Linked DNA regions of Homo sapiens: region 1 is linked to region 2. A link is an interaction called in ENCODE POLR2A ChIA-PET data of the cell type or tissue named here. Cell type or tissue: MCF 10A. All regions are shown on one strand. Links, peaks and the distances in the headings refer to the core of each region. The heading gives the core; the rest is flanking DNA.

What was found. ChIA-PET counts read pairs that join two places held together with the same protein. Peaks named below come from ENCODE experiments on the same cell type or tissue, not always from the same donor. Only the 100,000 strongest peaks of a DNase experiment are listed, where the experiment ranks them.
Region 1: POLR2A ChIA-PET joins it to region 2 with 6 read pairs; 1 of 35 experiments calls an interaction of 5 or more read pairs at or near these places.

Annotation. Positions count from the first base shown.
Region 1 is chr5:23,025,432-23,033,445 of GRCh38, reverse strand. No RefSeq gene overlaps it. Among named protein-coding and RNA genes, the nearest start is that of CDH12, 180 kb to the right of the region's middle. In MCF 10A, for the core only: no CTCF peak of the experiment used is centred there; a DNase peak (open chromatin) is centred at 3,945.
Region 2 is chr5:22,556,576-22,564,589 of GRCh38, reverse strand. The region is part of intron 1 of CDH12 (cadherin 12); the gene reads left to right. Among named protein-coding and RNA genes, the nearest start is that of CDH12, 290 kb to the left of the region's middle. In MCF 10A, for the core only: no CTCF peak of the experiment used is centred there; a DNase peak (open chromatin) is centred at 4,279.

The sequences.
Region 1 (8,014 bases), core at 1,948-5,947, 470 kb before region 2:
CATTCATAAGCCTAATCAACGTTCAAAGCCCCCACTTCCAAATAGCATCACATTAAGGATTCAATTTCAACAATTTTGGAGAGATGCAATATTCTAGAAATACCATAACACATGGAAAGATTCAAAATTTAGCATTTATATGGATTAATTGAATAATCTCTGCTTATCCTTTGATAAATAAGAGTTAATTCTAATTCATTTGCTGATGTAATTCAATAAATTGGTAAATGCCAAGCTAAATTCCCAAACCTTCATTATTTAAACAGGGAAGTGGCATCAAATAAAGCATAGTTTGAGGATATTTATTGTCATGAACCTTAGGACAATTTCAAACCATAGCAAGGTAGAATATAAAGTAACACAGTAGATTATTCAATTTTCAATATTCTTATACCCAATCCAATCTCAACATTGCTGTATCAGTTCCTCAAGACAGAGTTACCCCTGATATCTTAAAGAATTTTTCTAATTTTAATTATATGTTCAACCCACAAATAATAATTTAAGCAATTATTTTTGTTTAATGCATTTTTGTCTCATATTTGCTTATTTTGCTTACTTATTGGTGATGCTTTGGTAATTTGAATCACAGAGTTTTGTGTCTTTTGCTAGTTTAGGTTGTGACCATTTGCTAAAGAAAACATTTAAAATTCAAGACAAATTTGAACAATAGAAGAATGATTATCCACAAAGAACAAGCTTATATGCTTTGATTATTGCTTTAAATCTTAATTTACATTAAACTGACATACTCTTGGATTTTATAAATCTCTTGCTTTTACATAGAGCTTTTTAAAGCTTTACTTTACAATCAATTCTTTTTTTCTCAAAAGCAGGTGTTCTAGTGTTGTGTTGTCTAATATGGTGGCCACTAATCCTATCTGGCTATGTAAATGTGCATTTATAATTTTATAATTAAGTAAAATTAAAAATTATATTCCTCAGTAACATTATAACTATTTTAAGTGTTCAATAGCCACTTGTAACCTGTGGATACCATCATAGACAGCACAGAATATCTCCATTCAGTGTATAAATTTCTATTAGTAGGAATGCTCTAGGGGACATTTTCTACTTTATCCAATTCAAGAATCATTAACCAACAGATATACATCACAACTTAATTGTTTATGTTATTAATTTTTTAAAAACATTGTTAAATTTTTTTCTCACTTTTGTTTGTGCATATTTCTCCTTGGCTCTCTTGTTACTTTGGTTATCTCTCTGTGTTTCTCTCTTTTTTTTTAAAACAATGCCCCTTCTATGATGGCTTATGACATTAACCACTGCATGAGTTACAACATTCAATGCAAGTCTTTCTTAATATTTTCTTACTCTATCAATTCTTATGGAAGCAACATAAAATCTAGGAGAATACTGAGTTTTGCATAGCTAACATTCTGTGACATAGATAACAGACCATTATTTATTTTAAAAAGTTAAACAATAACTGTGTTAACATAGGTTTTTCATCTCATGTCCAAGCAAAGGCAAACAAAAATGTTCAATTAAGTTTGGATCAGGTTTATTTTGGGTTTATTTGCTCCCTACTTTGATTTTCTCTTTATACCTTTTTATTCACTTGTATTTTTATTTTACACAAGTCAAAAATGATAGAGATAAAGCATATGCTGCTAAATTTATTTCTTCATTCACGGTATTGCATTTGATTTTCAGTCATTTGGATTTTGAGGTATCTGGCTTTAACTCACACTTTAAGATATTTAGATTTACAAAATGTATTTTATAAACAAATATTTATGTAGAGCCTATATGAACCAGTCACTCTGCTGAACAAAGAATTTGAATGAGAGAAAGAAATAGGTATTGTAGCTATCAGAAGAAGGAACATTCTAGGTGTTGGATGTTTTTAGCCCTAACACCCTGAGATTTGGAAGAATAAAAAAGCTAGTGTAACCAGAGAAGAGCCAATAAATAGACACATAGCAGAAAACAATTCAAACAGGAGCATAAATCAGGTAGAGAACTGAAAGCAAAGTGTTGGGACTAAACATTGTCTAGTCGAGGAGTGGTAAGAACTGACTTCTTTTATGAATTGATTGATCTCATACTTTGTTGGCAATAGACTTCAAGCTTGAAAAAGATGGAAGGAGGAGGAGAAGAGGGAACTCCTGTATGTATTCAGAGAAGGTCTGTTAGTAGCTTGACCAGAAAATTTGTGATACAGACAATGAGAAGAGGACAGATTCTGGATACACTTTGAAAGTGGAACCATCAGAATTTTCTCATGGATAGGAAATGCAAAGTGAAAGCGGACAAAGAGAAAACATGGTTCTAAGTAGTGACCTGGGCATCTAGATTGAAGGATCAGCCATTAAATGAGATGAGAAAGAGTAAATGAAGTAGCTCTCCCCCTTCCCCAAAAGAGTGGACCAAAGGTAAGATGAAGAAGTAAATTTGTTAATTTCAGCAAATAAAGATATTTAATACCATGAAGTTAGTTGAAATCACTAAAAAAGAAAATATAGAGAAATATGTCCCCCAGATGGAACCTGAGGCATTTCTCTATTATAAAGCCCTAAATATGAGGAAGAAGCAGCAGAGGATACAGTGAAGATATAGGGAGACAATTCAGTGAAAACTGGAAAGTATTTCAATAAATGGAGAATAGTTACTTGGGTCAAAGGACTGCTAACTGCCAAGAAAGATAATAGGATTTATCAAAGATTCTGGGAAATTCTAATAAAGGCATGGATACAAAAGCCCAATTAAACAGTGTATAAGGGAGAATGGGGAAGGTAGGATTTGAAGAAAGTGTGTGGAAAACCCTGTTGAGGATTTTTGCCACATAATGGAAGAGAAAGATTTCTAGAAAAAGAAGTGGAGATAAAATTGTTTGTTTGTTTCTTTGTTTTGAGACAGAGACTCACTCTATTGTCCAGGCTGGAGTGCAGTGGTGCGATCTTGGCTCACTGCAACCTCCATCTCCCAGGTTCAAGTGGTTCTCCTCCCTCAGCCTCCTGAGTAGCTGGAATTACAGGTGCCTGCCACCATGCCTGGCTAATGTTTGTATTTTTAGTTGAGATGGGGTTTCATCATGTTGGCCAGGCAGATCTCAACTCCTGACCTCAAGTGATCCACCCACCTTGGACTCCCAAAGTGCTGAGATTACAGCTGTGAACCGCTGCACCAGGCCGAGACATTTTTTCTTTTTAATGAGAGAAATAATGTCATATTAGTATGTTCTTAGGAATGAGAAACGAGCCAATAGAGAAAAGTTGATGATGCAAGAAAGAAAAGTAAGAATGGAAAAGTTGATAAAAACAAAAGAAAACAAAACAGAATCTGATCCCAGACAGGAAAAAAGCAAAGCGTTCATCCTTCATAGCAGGAAGACAAGAAGAACATACAATGCCTATGCTGAGATATGGCCCCACATCATAAGAAGTTCTAAAAGCTCTCTTCTGGTTTGTTCTCTCTTCTGGGTCATGTGTAAAACCAGATCACTGACTGAACAGGATTTATTATAGACATGAGGAGCAAAAAAATGTATAAAATGGTATTCTAGGAAAGAGGAAAAGTAAACTGTTAGGCATTGGAGGTATATACAAGATTGATGGTCACAACAAAATTGAAAACCACTTACTAGTAAGAATGATTATTTTTTTTTGCTCCTCACACTGAGCTGAAAGAATGTAGGCTTGGATTAGGTAAATGATTGTATTTAAACATGATATGTGTGTTTATACTTTTTTAAGCTATCAAAAGGTAAAAGAGGGGCAAGGGAGTTGAGGGTGCATTTACAGAATGTTTATACAATTTAAGCAATGAGGAAAGAGATGATATTTAAGAGTTGTGGGACAACAATCAAGTAAATGAATTATAGATGATGATGGGCTGTAAGGATTTGCATGACAGGGAGTAAATGAGAAAAACAGGGTGTGAATTAGACTGAGTGTGATGTCTGAAACAGATTATGGGGCAATGTATGTTTCTGGAATTCAAAACTATTACACAACAATAAGTGACTGAGCCAACATGGAAAAGAGCACTGGAGGAGAGAGATTTAATGAACTCAGAAACCCTTCATAGCAGAAAGGATGCAGAAAGCTGATTTTTCTAGATAATAAAATTAACAAGAACCAAGAAAGCAGTTATGTTGAAGAGAGTGATAGTGAAACAGTGGCTAAAATGTATGAAAACTGAGGGATGTGACTAGCAACCAGCAGATGCTTGCAGAATAGAGGGGTATGAAGCAGCATAGACTGATGACACGCAATTTGGAGATCAGGGCTTTTTAAGTAGAAAGGAGGCATGGCATTGAGGAAGAGACAGACACCTATACAGTATGGTAAATATAAATGTGTGATCATGGGTGTAAAAATGTACATGATGTTTTAAAATCAAATAAAGTGTATGGTATCTTGCAGAATTTAAGAATGCTTGCTTTCCTCATCTTTCCTTTTCTCATCTTTTCTTCTTAAGTGCTTTCATCTCTTAGACCTCATTCCACCTGCAGCGTGAAATTGTCTGGGACTAGTATGAGCTCTATCATTGCATACTTGATTGCCTGGCCTTGTTCTCAGGCTACTCTCTGAACTGCCTTATTGTTTCTCTGTAACCCCACTACCCGCTATGCAGAAGTTAAAGGCACATTTGATAGGTCTCAATATGTATGTCTTTTGTGCCGCTTCATGGTGTGAAAGTCCATTGCTCTTAACAGTTTTACTTCCCAGGGTAGCTCCACTTTTTTCTCCTTCAAATACATTGAACCCTAGTCTTTTGAGCATAAAGAGCAAAAGATAATATACCAGCTATAAATATACTCAGACAAGCCAGGCTGCTTATTTTCAGACTGAACATGCTGTTCTATTTCTACTACCTCTTATTAGAAAAAAAAAAAAGTGATGTAGGTCATTCTTCATTCACAACTGAGTTGGAAGAATTAGAAATATTTCAAAGTAAACCTGAGGGGGTGATTTAAAAAATCCAACCTAAATTAATTCTCATGGACTTAAGATTTTTTTTTAATATTTGAGCTTGTTTATCAAAAACAAACCATGTGATATAATTAGTCTCAGCTTAAATCCACGGAGGAATGTTCTCAATTTGATTGTGATGTATCACAATAACTGTGCTTTTGGTTACCGGATGGGAGAAAATGAAGTGTATTAAACTATGGTCAATGGAATTAACTATTTTATGCAATTTGATGTTTGATTTTAAGGGAACTCTGTAATAGGAACATTATTGAATCACTTTGGACATGCTCAGCTACATCCATCCCAGCTTTAGAGTGGTCAAATTTGTATGTGGCACTGCCCAGCATCCTTAATAGTGGCCAGTTTCATGCTAGCATCAATCAACAACCCCATGTTTCAGACTTCCACTATACTAGTATCGCCCTGTTGCTGTTAAGCAACAAGAAACGCACTGGGTAGCCACATATGACCAACCCAGAAGTGTAGGGAATTAACACCCCTAGGGTAAAGTGGCTAAGAAACTGCCAATAACGAGGTGTGAGAGCCAGGCCACTTACGTAGTTTACAAAAAGGCCCTCTTTTCCTGTAGTGAAAGAGTAGCCACAGCTGATTTTTAAGCTAATCAAAAATAATTGATCTTTATAGGCACACAATTCCAGAGATGTTGAAGTGCTCAACCAGGCAGATCAGTTTCGCAAGGTCAGGGTTCTGGCTGGGAAAGTCCCATACCTGGAAACATAGATTGGGATATCTCAAGGGACTCCCTTGGGTATATTATATGTGCAGGCACCCATGAAATGTGAGAGCTTGAAGAGTTGGTCCATGCTTCCTTATTACCAAATAGAATTTCTGCTGTTCTGAAAGATGCTGTAGAGACCTTTCCCAGACAAGGCAAGAATAGCACCCTCAGAAACTGCTCTCGCTTCTTCTGTCTGCCAGGACAATGGTTAATATCACATCACAGCATACACTATCTGTTGACGTGCTGGCACTGAAAAGTTTGGAAATAGGCCATACACTGATGCAGTTGCAAGAATTAGCTTGTAGATACTAGTAAGAGCCAGACAATTCTCTCTAAAACTGGATTTTGAGGATGTTTTATCAAGCAGCCTATTGGAATGTAACACTAGAAAAATAATTTTCTCAGCACATTGGATTAAATACCCTGGCCAGGACCACAGGCAAACGGAAAAGTCACTGCTGGATTGGCCCTTGAAAGCCTGGAAAATGATGGTCGATATTTAATACAGTGGAAATTCCAGCATTTGCTCTGGTTAAGAAAGGGATACAGAGGCCTAGGAGAAGTATTCAGGATTGCTATTATGTAAGGCCAGAAGACCCACCAGAGAATTCTACCCACCTAGGACAGCCCACAGACACACTGTTAGGAATGTATTGATGAGAGGGACACCTGCTTCATGAAGAAGTTCAGTCGTGGTTCTCTGAAGAGCAGGGCTGATGGTGGGAAAAACGATCACACAATCGCAGATCAGGGCTCATTAATATCCATGGGAATGATGAGCCCCAGAGTACTAGAGGCCAGATGGCAGTGCTTAACCAGAAGAAACCAGGAAGCTTTAATTAGCATAATGACTAGCAGGATTGAAAGGGAGCTGAGGAGCTTTGATCCTCACTGAGTTTGGTGATAGTTAACAGAGCATGATGCTCCAAGTACAAAACATGCAACCAACAGGATGTTGTTTGACATATATACCCCCAAAAGACAAAAACAGATGAGCAAGAAGCAGAAGGTGGTTGTTCCCATAAAGAGTTATGTTCCCTGGCTTATTTCCCAGACGTGAGCCAATTTCACAATCCAGAAAGATTTGCCTAAGGAGCCCTTTCTAAGATGGGTTCCTATAACATTGTGGCAAATATATACTGGCATCATTATCCTAGTCTTTCCCCATGGAGATCTATAAACCATTTACTCAAGTGATTTTGCACTGTACAGAGTCCCTAAGTTGGCCATGACACCAGGAGCCCCAAAGAATCACTCTGAGCCCTTTATAGAGAGGGGGTTTTCATGAGTCAGGTAATAAACTCCTGGCTAACTTCCAGATCACAGAGGAACCAAACATGGGGTGAGAATAACACAGAGGTCATTTCTCAGGTCTCTGAATGCATACTTGAATTTGTCTTCTTGGCAGTTCGAAAAAAACAAAAACACATCTGGTCCCTGCCCTTTAAGGGAAGTGTTCTCATAGTGAAGAAGCCTATATGCAAAATTCTAAAACTGTCCCCTACTCTAGTCCAGGTTCTATATTAAAAACCAATATTGTATCCAAGGGAAACCACAAAGATTAGTAACACTGAAGGCCTACAGTGGTCACTGGGGATCATTCCTATCATCTATCCATCTAATTCACAAGATTGGCCTGCACACACACTGAATGGATCTCAGAGAAGAACTGCAGCTTACAGCAGACTTCACAAGCAGAACTGGTTGCAGTTGCTGTGCAGAGTGCTATTATTGCTGAAGCATATTCATAAATCCTTGGGTATGTAACATGCAAGCATTGATGTCATGAATATATTATTTTCTATTCTCATGAGAAAAGTGAATCAGAGACAGTTTACATTTACATGAGCTGCAGAAAAATCTTCATTTACAGTTTTGTTTTAGAGCTATGTAATATGTCTTGCCATCTGTCATAACATAATCCAAAGCTAGCTGGGTGGTTTGGACATCTCCCAGAACATCACCTTGTTTTATTGTATCGATGACATCACACTATTGGACAGAATGAATAAAAGGTTGCTCCTACATTGGAGAACTTCACAAGACAACTGGACTTCAGAGGGTGAGAGATAAACCCTCTAAAAATTCAGAGAATTATCTCTTCAGTGATATTTCTAAGGATGAAGTGAACAAGTGCTTGCTAGTATATCTGTGGTGGGACATTTTTTTTCAAGGATCACTCATGTTTTTGTGCTTCTTGCATCCAGAGACTCTGACAGCCTTTATTACAGACTAGCTTTTCAATACTGTTTGTATACAAAATAGCCTTGGAATACAGAAAGAGTGTTTCCCTTCAACAGAAAAGGGCAAGCTTGTTTACTGCTCAGTA
Region 2 (8,014 bases), core at 2,654-6,653:
ATCGCATAAGTAAAAAATTTAAAAGAAAGAAAATATTTTCAGGCACACACAAAAAGAGGAAATGCAAATTAAAATATTACAATTATTACAAATCAGATAAGAACAATAATAATGTTTGGTAATATCAAATATTAAAAATGTGGTGGTAAAGTGAACACTCTCAAAATGAACTGGTGGCAATGAATATTCATAAGTCACATTGGAGGGAAACTTGATTACATTTGTTGATATATAAAATACACTTGATCAAAGGCCACTTCCTAGTTCATACGATAGAGAAATAGTTACACAGATATTGTACATGTCCAGCCAAGTTAGAACTCCAAAATAGTTTCAGGTAAGAATGTGAGTTGCAGTAAAGTATGTACGATATGACACCATTTACTGAAAGCTAATGAAGAATTCAGAACTATATTTTTATAAGACAATAATGAAAAATGATCAGCAGCAAAATGATCAGAAAATTGATAGCTTCTAGAGAACGGTGTGGTTGGGGGTTGGCAGTTAGAATAAACGGAATTGGTTGTAGTTTTTTTAAGGCTATAGATTCATCTTTCATTTATATAATCGATATGTTTTGGCTCTGTGTCTCCAATAAAATCTCATCTTGTAGCTCCCATAATTCCCATGTGTTGTGGGAGGGACCTGGTGGGAGATGCTTGAATCATGGGGGTAGGTCTTTCTCATGCTGTACTCTAGTGAATGGGTCTCACAAGATCTGATGATTTTAAAAATGGGAGTTTCTCTGCACAAGCCCTCTCTTTGCCTGCTGCCATCCACATAAGATGTTACTTGCTCCTCCTTGCCTTACACCATGATCGTGGGGCCTCCCCAGCCATGTTGAACCATGAGTCCAATGAACCTCTTTTGTAAATTGCCCAGTCTTGGGTATGTCTTTATCAACAGTGTGAAAACAGATTAATACAATATTTAAATAAAATAAGACAATATCCATGAAAAGGAATAAAAATAATAAGGAAGTAGAATTTCTAGAATATGGGAGAGTGGTAAATTTTAGATTAAATTATGAGTGTATATTCTATCCCATTCTGTGAGAGAGGTAACCTACAGAATGGGAGAAAATATTTGCAAACTACCCACCTGACAGGAGATTAACAACCAGAATATATAAGAAGCTCAAACAACTCAATAGGAAAAATACAATTGGATTTTTAAAATGGGCAAAAAAGCTGCATAGACATTTCTCAGAAGAATTCATAAAAATGCCAAACAGGTATTTGAAAAATTACTCAACATCACTGATCATCAGAGAAATGCAAATCAAAAAGACAATGAGATTTTATCTCACCTCAGTTAAAATAACTTTTATCAAAAAGACAGATAAATACAGGTGCTGGCTAGGATGTGAGAGAATACATTTTCTTTTGTAGTAGCCCAATTTTATCATCCTGGCCACAACATGACTCTGTTCCTTGATTCCGTCTGCTAGATTTATTTGAGCTTAGGTTTTCCTCCTATTATTTGAAGAAAAAAATTTACATATATATATATAAATATATAAATCTATATATATTTAAATATATCAATATATAAATTTATGCATTTAAATATAGAAATATATATTTGCATATATAAATATTCAAATTTATATTTAAATAAACATGCATTATATAAAATATAAATATTTAAAAATATAAATTTAGATGTTGATATATGTGCATATATTTCTATATTTAAATATATAAATTTAAATTTATAAAAATATATAGACTATAAGAGATCATTTATGAGATTTTTCAAATAATTTCATAACATAATAGATTATAAAATAATTATCTTCTATGTTCTGTTTTGTCTCTCTTTCTTCCAAGGTCAAGTTTTTTGTTTGCATATTTAGCATTTTGTTGTATTCTTTCATTAGATATTCACATTAAGAGTGAAAGTCTTCATAACTGACTCATCTTCCTTCTGTTGATAAAGTAAAAGTGATTTCCTTTTTGATTTCTTTTTTTCTGCCTCTTATTTTCATAAGAAAAAAAAAATCCCTTCCAGTTTTCAATTTCAAGAAAGCTGACAACCTCCCATTTTCTTTTCTGATATGGGCTTTTCTTTTGTAGAAAATCCATATATTTATTTTATTGCTTATTAGGAGAGACAAAGGAGAGACAAAGGCAAATGATTTTTAGACAGAAAGTGGCGATTGCCCACGCCAATTTCATTTTGTATTTTTTTAAATTCCTAGCAGTTTTGTTTTTCCATTATAATCTCTATGTATGTTTTTTTTTGTTTGTTTGTTTTTTGTTTTTGTTTTTGAGACGGAGTCTCGCTCTGTCGCCCAGGCTGGAGTGCAGTGGCGGGATCTCGGCTCACTGCCAGCTCCACCTCCCGGGTTCACGCCATTCTCCTGCCTCAGCCTCCCAAGTAGCTGGGACTACAGGCGCCCGCCACTACGCCCGGCTAATTTTTTGTATTTTTAGTAGAGACGGGGTTTCACCGTTTTAGCTGGGATGGTCTCGATCTCCTGACCTCATGATCCGCCCGCCTCGGCCTCCCAAAGTGCTGGGATTACAGGCGTGAGCCACCGCGCCCGGCCTCTATGTATGTTTAAATTACATTGATGAAAACATTTTTATACACTGTATATTCTTATAAATTGTGGAACACAGTATTTCCTTAATTATCTTCAATAAGAAGATTAATCCATGCATGTTTCATCCAAAAAAAGGTTTCTATTTAATAGATACTTAATATTCATCATTCATGAGAGTATATACCAGGATTAAAGGGTGAATCAAGTCCAGTTTTACCAGAGCTAACACAGTAGTAATTCTTATGAAGTACTTGACAGACTGCTAACTTGAAATTTTGCACTCTCTATGCAATTTAGAGATCCTACATTCCAGATTCTATTTAGCTCCCTCTTGACTTCAGTTTCCTCTGGCAAAAAATGCTGCCCTCGCCTTTCTATATAACTCACTTAACACAAAGTTGAAAGTGAATTTTTGCCTGAATGTATTAGATAGCTTTCATATTCTGGGAATCCTCATTTATAATGTGAAATCCCCACCAGGCCAAAGATAGGATGAAGAAATAGATCCAGCTCCCTTAGGTGGAAAAAAAAATACAGATTTTATTGTCTTTTTTGAGATCTAATTCTGCCTTTAATCAGAATTAATTTGTTTTAATTATATGCAATTATAATTATTTCAAATTAAATTATAATGAATTATAATCAATTGTTAGGTTAGAATATTCACCACTTACCTGATGGAAGGAAAATGGAATATTTGAATAATAAGGATTGTGCCTATATATGGGTAAGGACAAAACTTTTTTTAATTGAGTGGCCTTTGTCTAAGTTATTTATTATATTTATGCTCTTAGTCCAGTTATAACACTGTCTTATGCCATTTGAAAGTTGAATGTCTCCAAATATGACAGCTTTACTGAAGTCACTTTGAAACCCAAAAACATTGTAGAAAATATTGACAAAATAATAGTTTTGAACAATAGTTCAAAACCTTTATTTTTCAACTAAAACTGCCCAGGAATTGAAAGTAAATATGCTTTAATCAATTTCATGTTATCTTCATTTTTAAATGTAAAAGAGGGATTTGTGATGTGGCAAAGAGCAAAATATAGTGTTACCACCTTTTTTGTCTCTTTCTGTAACAGAATATTAAGTAGTCCCAACCTTCTGTGCTCTAGGTTGAAGACTACCAATTATGCACAAAATAGCATTCTACTCTAGTAAGCATACAATTCATCTTGCTTTTGTTAAACTAAAGAAAGCAATTTTCTGATCCTTAGAAGTTTCACAATGTTATATAAGATGTAGCAAAATACAACTTGTTAAGGCACATTAATATAAAATAAATTAAATACCTTTGTAAGGTGGTTAGTCCAAAACTTGACGATCTGTGCAGTACATCTCATCCTTTTCTCAGTCTCCTTACTTTAAGACAATTCTTGGTGGAAATGATTTTTTTATTACCTTTATTTTTTGTAAAATTTTAAATATTGCAAATATTTAAAAATTTAAATATCTTCTTAGGTAATTGAAAAATTGCAATACCTTTTTGCTGTTAATATTTTTGCTTTCAACATTTTGTTAATTTTATGGTGAGTAGGAGAAAACTGTTCCAATTAAGTCTATATAAATAAAGAAAACTGAGATACAGTAAGCACCTCTTATCTGAAGGGATAGGTTTCAAGAGCCCCAGTGAATGCCTAAAAACTCTCATACTTGAGAGAGCTACCAAATGACTAATGAACAGATAGCACGCAGCGTGGATACACTGGATACAGGAATGATTCACATGCCTGGAGGATGAAGCAGGTCAGCAGGAGATTTCATCATGCTTCCAAGAATGGTGCACAATTGAAAACTTACGAAATTGCTTATTTCAGAATTTTCCCAATTAATATTTTTGGACTGATGTTGTCCATGAGTAACTGAAACCTTGAAACCATGAATGAAAGTGAACTGCCATCATTTTAAAGACATCTTCATCAAAAATACCTTAATACACAGATATAATCTCAATAAATAGAGCTTTTTATTGGCAATGACCATGGATAATAAAAAGTTGATGCACAAATTGATTGGTCCTTTCAGATTCAGCTTTCTGAGTAAAATCTCAAAGGCTCCACTTAATGCAAGGTAAAGGACTAAAGGGCATTGCTTCAAGTGACAAAATAAAACAAAGTCTTTCTCTGATTGGAGCTAAGGGAACTTTATGGATTACATCATGTATGACATAATATATTCATTTTCAAAGCCACTTTAATTCATAACCTAAATATGCTTCATAATTTAAGGCAAATAACACTTAATGAGAAACTGCCAGAAACTATAATAAGATACTGGTGACAACCGTTAGCCTTGCTTGTCTTTAAGATTTTTTTGTGTGTGATTATAGACCCAGCTGTCTTAACTTTCATACAGTTAAAATTTGAAGAAGTACTCAGAGAAAAACATGAAAATTGATCCTTGTTACATATTACAAACAATTAAAAAGAGATAAAAAGTAACATCATCAAACTCTTCTCCTCTTTGTCTTGCTGGTTCTTATTTTATTATTAATTTATATTTTTTGAAAGATTCATAGCACTCTTCCAAAATGGCTTACATAATTTTGTATAGAAAATGTGCATATGTTGGTGTATTTCTGATGTATGTTCATGAAGTAAAATACAATGTAGTCAAAACTTTTACATTGCTGTTGTTTTTCTCTTTTGTTGTTTGATTTTAACTTTAAAAATTTTTTCGCTGAGGTAAAGTATGCATATATAATTACCGTCTTTCCCATTTTAAGTGTACAGGGATTCAGTGTTAATAAATATATTTATATTCATTTTTTCTCTTTGATTTTCATTTTATTGAGATTCCTGTACAACCAGCCTAGCTAGTGGTACCTCAGACCTTCATGTTGTGTTATGGGGTAAATTACTTCTCTGCCCAGTTTCATTATCAGGAGTACAAGAATAAGCCATTTGTTATTATTTGAAGGACAAATCTACAACTAGTTTTCTAGCATCCAGGACTTCAGGACTTTAGTGGGTGTGTAAACGGGTGGTAAGGAGTAGATAGAAAAGGAGGCTGTGAAAGTCACTTACTTAAGCAGTGACAAAGAACCAAACCAACATACAAGCAGTGGCATCTTTTTGCTTTTTTAAATTAGTAAATAATGTTTCTTTAAATAATAGTTTTTAATAATTTTACACCTTCTCTGTTAATTTCCTATGTCACAGGGAAATGTTCATCTCGCTTTCCCTTCTTCTTTCAAAGCACATTGTTTCCATTGCCATTTTATAAAATAAGGGAAGCATCCTTCAGCTTACCATGTTTCTCTTATTTACACCTTTGACACCTTAATTGCATGTTCTTATTTTAAATATTTTTCTCAGTATATTCATTGGAGACTTATTTTTTTATTTCGTAATTTACCATTTCCTTAAGTTTTATGGTTTTTTCCCCCTCTCTTTGTTTATTTTTGTGGGTATTTTTTCATATGGCAAATGTTCTTCAAGTCTCTCTTGGCTTTATGTTGCCTCTTTCCTATTTAAGAATCAAGCCACTTAAAGACTAACTCTTAGTGAGCAGAGGTTGTCCCCTGCAAAGTTCACTCTGCGTATGGCAGATAAGGAGTTGGTCATATTGTTAGGAGTCTTCTAGAAGAAAATGGTTTTACCCATAATAGCTACCTTATTTTTCTCCAAATATTTATTTTAACATATTTTGTCTTCTTTCCTGCCAAACCACCCAACAACCTCTTCTTCCTTTTGGCAGGAAGTGTTAGGTTTCCTGATATCTGAGGTGAGACAGTCGAGGCAGTTCTTAACATTCACTTTCAATTAATCTGTCTCCATAGAGTACCATTTCCAACTTTCCTTGTAACTTCTACCTCTGATACAAGAGCCTGTCTGACTTTCTGTTGTGCAATTCAGACACCTTCTCTGGTTTATCTCTTTGCATATGCACTAGGTCCTGGCTCCTGCTGCGATTTTAAAATCTACTAATCTTTTTCTCTTTCCTGAGCTTGTTGAAATCTCTGCCTCTTGTGGCTTCTTTATTCTCCCCATGATTTTTACCAAGAGTTTTCCCTTATTGTAATTTTACTTAAGCAATGAGAGGAAATAAACATACCCTGCCTTGTAAACTTGAAGCATTATTATCTTTTTTGGACATAAATAATTTGGACAAAAATATTTACTTTCCAAACTGAATAATAAAACGTTACACATTCACAAGTTGTTACCAAGTAAGTCTATGTTTCCTGAAAGAAAAGATTGAGAATAATTACTTAATTGAATTACTAATGACTAATTAGATTAGTCAGCTAATCTTCATAATACAAGCTTCTAAGTTGGTATTCTATTGATTTTTTTCTTTGTAATTCTTGAAAACACATATTGAAGTTTATCATTGTAGGTAATTGCACAATTAATAATGGCTGTTCAAATTTGGCCTGAATAAAATATGCTATATACAGATGGCAACCTGACTTAAGCTGTCTGTCACTTTAAGAAGGAATTACCCCACTTGAAACTGACTTTTATATATTACGTTCGTATTCTTCCTTCTTTTTCCTTTCTTCCCACGCCTTCTGTCTGTTGGTTTATAGATCACTTCCAATGCACATTATCTTTGCCAGAATTGCTGGCAATGCCTTTCCCTTGTTTGGTCACCTGTAAAAATTGTATCCGTTGCTCAAATGTTCATTCGGGTAAGACCTCCTTGGTGATGCCTTATGGCCTCTCAGAGTTCCCAATCTCTGTAAATCAATCTGTTACGAAAATTGCATTGTTATACTTTCATATTTCTTTCAATTTGTTTGTAAATGTTTGCAGGGTGGAAATGTATTTTTAAATCACCTACTCCTGGTTTTCAACTTAGCCCTTTTCCCTTAGAATATGTGAAAACGTATGTATTTAACAAATTAATTATATGAATATATGTTACATTTATGCTGTCAAAGAAAAATTATAGTGGGCAAGTTTAAAAAGCAAGAAAGACTTTTTTCAAGACTATTGCAATAGGGGAAAGAATTATACTTAACTAGCCTGGAACAAAAGGTGGGAGAGTTTTTAAGCCAAGAGAGAACTAGTAGAAAAGTACTGGAGGGTGTTACGGAGAGGTTGGTCAGTGTGATCAGGCCATCTGTGTTTGCTAATTGTCCTTTATCAAAGTCAGGCTCCAACCTTCCAACAGAGATTGAAAGATAGGGGCTCTGTCTTTCTTCATGATTATATGTCAAAGGAATGGCTCCCATGTCTTGAGATAGACATTTCTGGGTTGTAGAAGATTTACATCTCGAAGGGCCAGAAAAAGAATTTACAATGGAGAGTTTTCAAAGTAAATACTCTAAGAAAATGTAAGTCAAGGACCTATGGTCAAGATGAAACCTATTTAGTCAAACTGAGAGGAACATTAAGGCCATGTTGATCTTTATTCTCTGATAAAAAATCTCATCTGGAAACAACTGGCTTATATACATTTAAAAATTATTTAACGTATTCTTAACCAAAAACAATATTTTAAAAAGTGCTA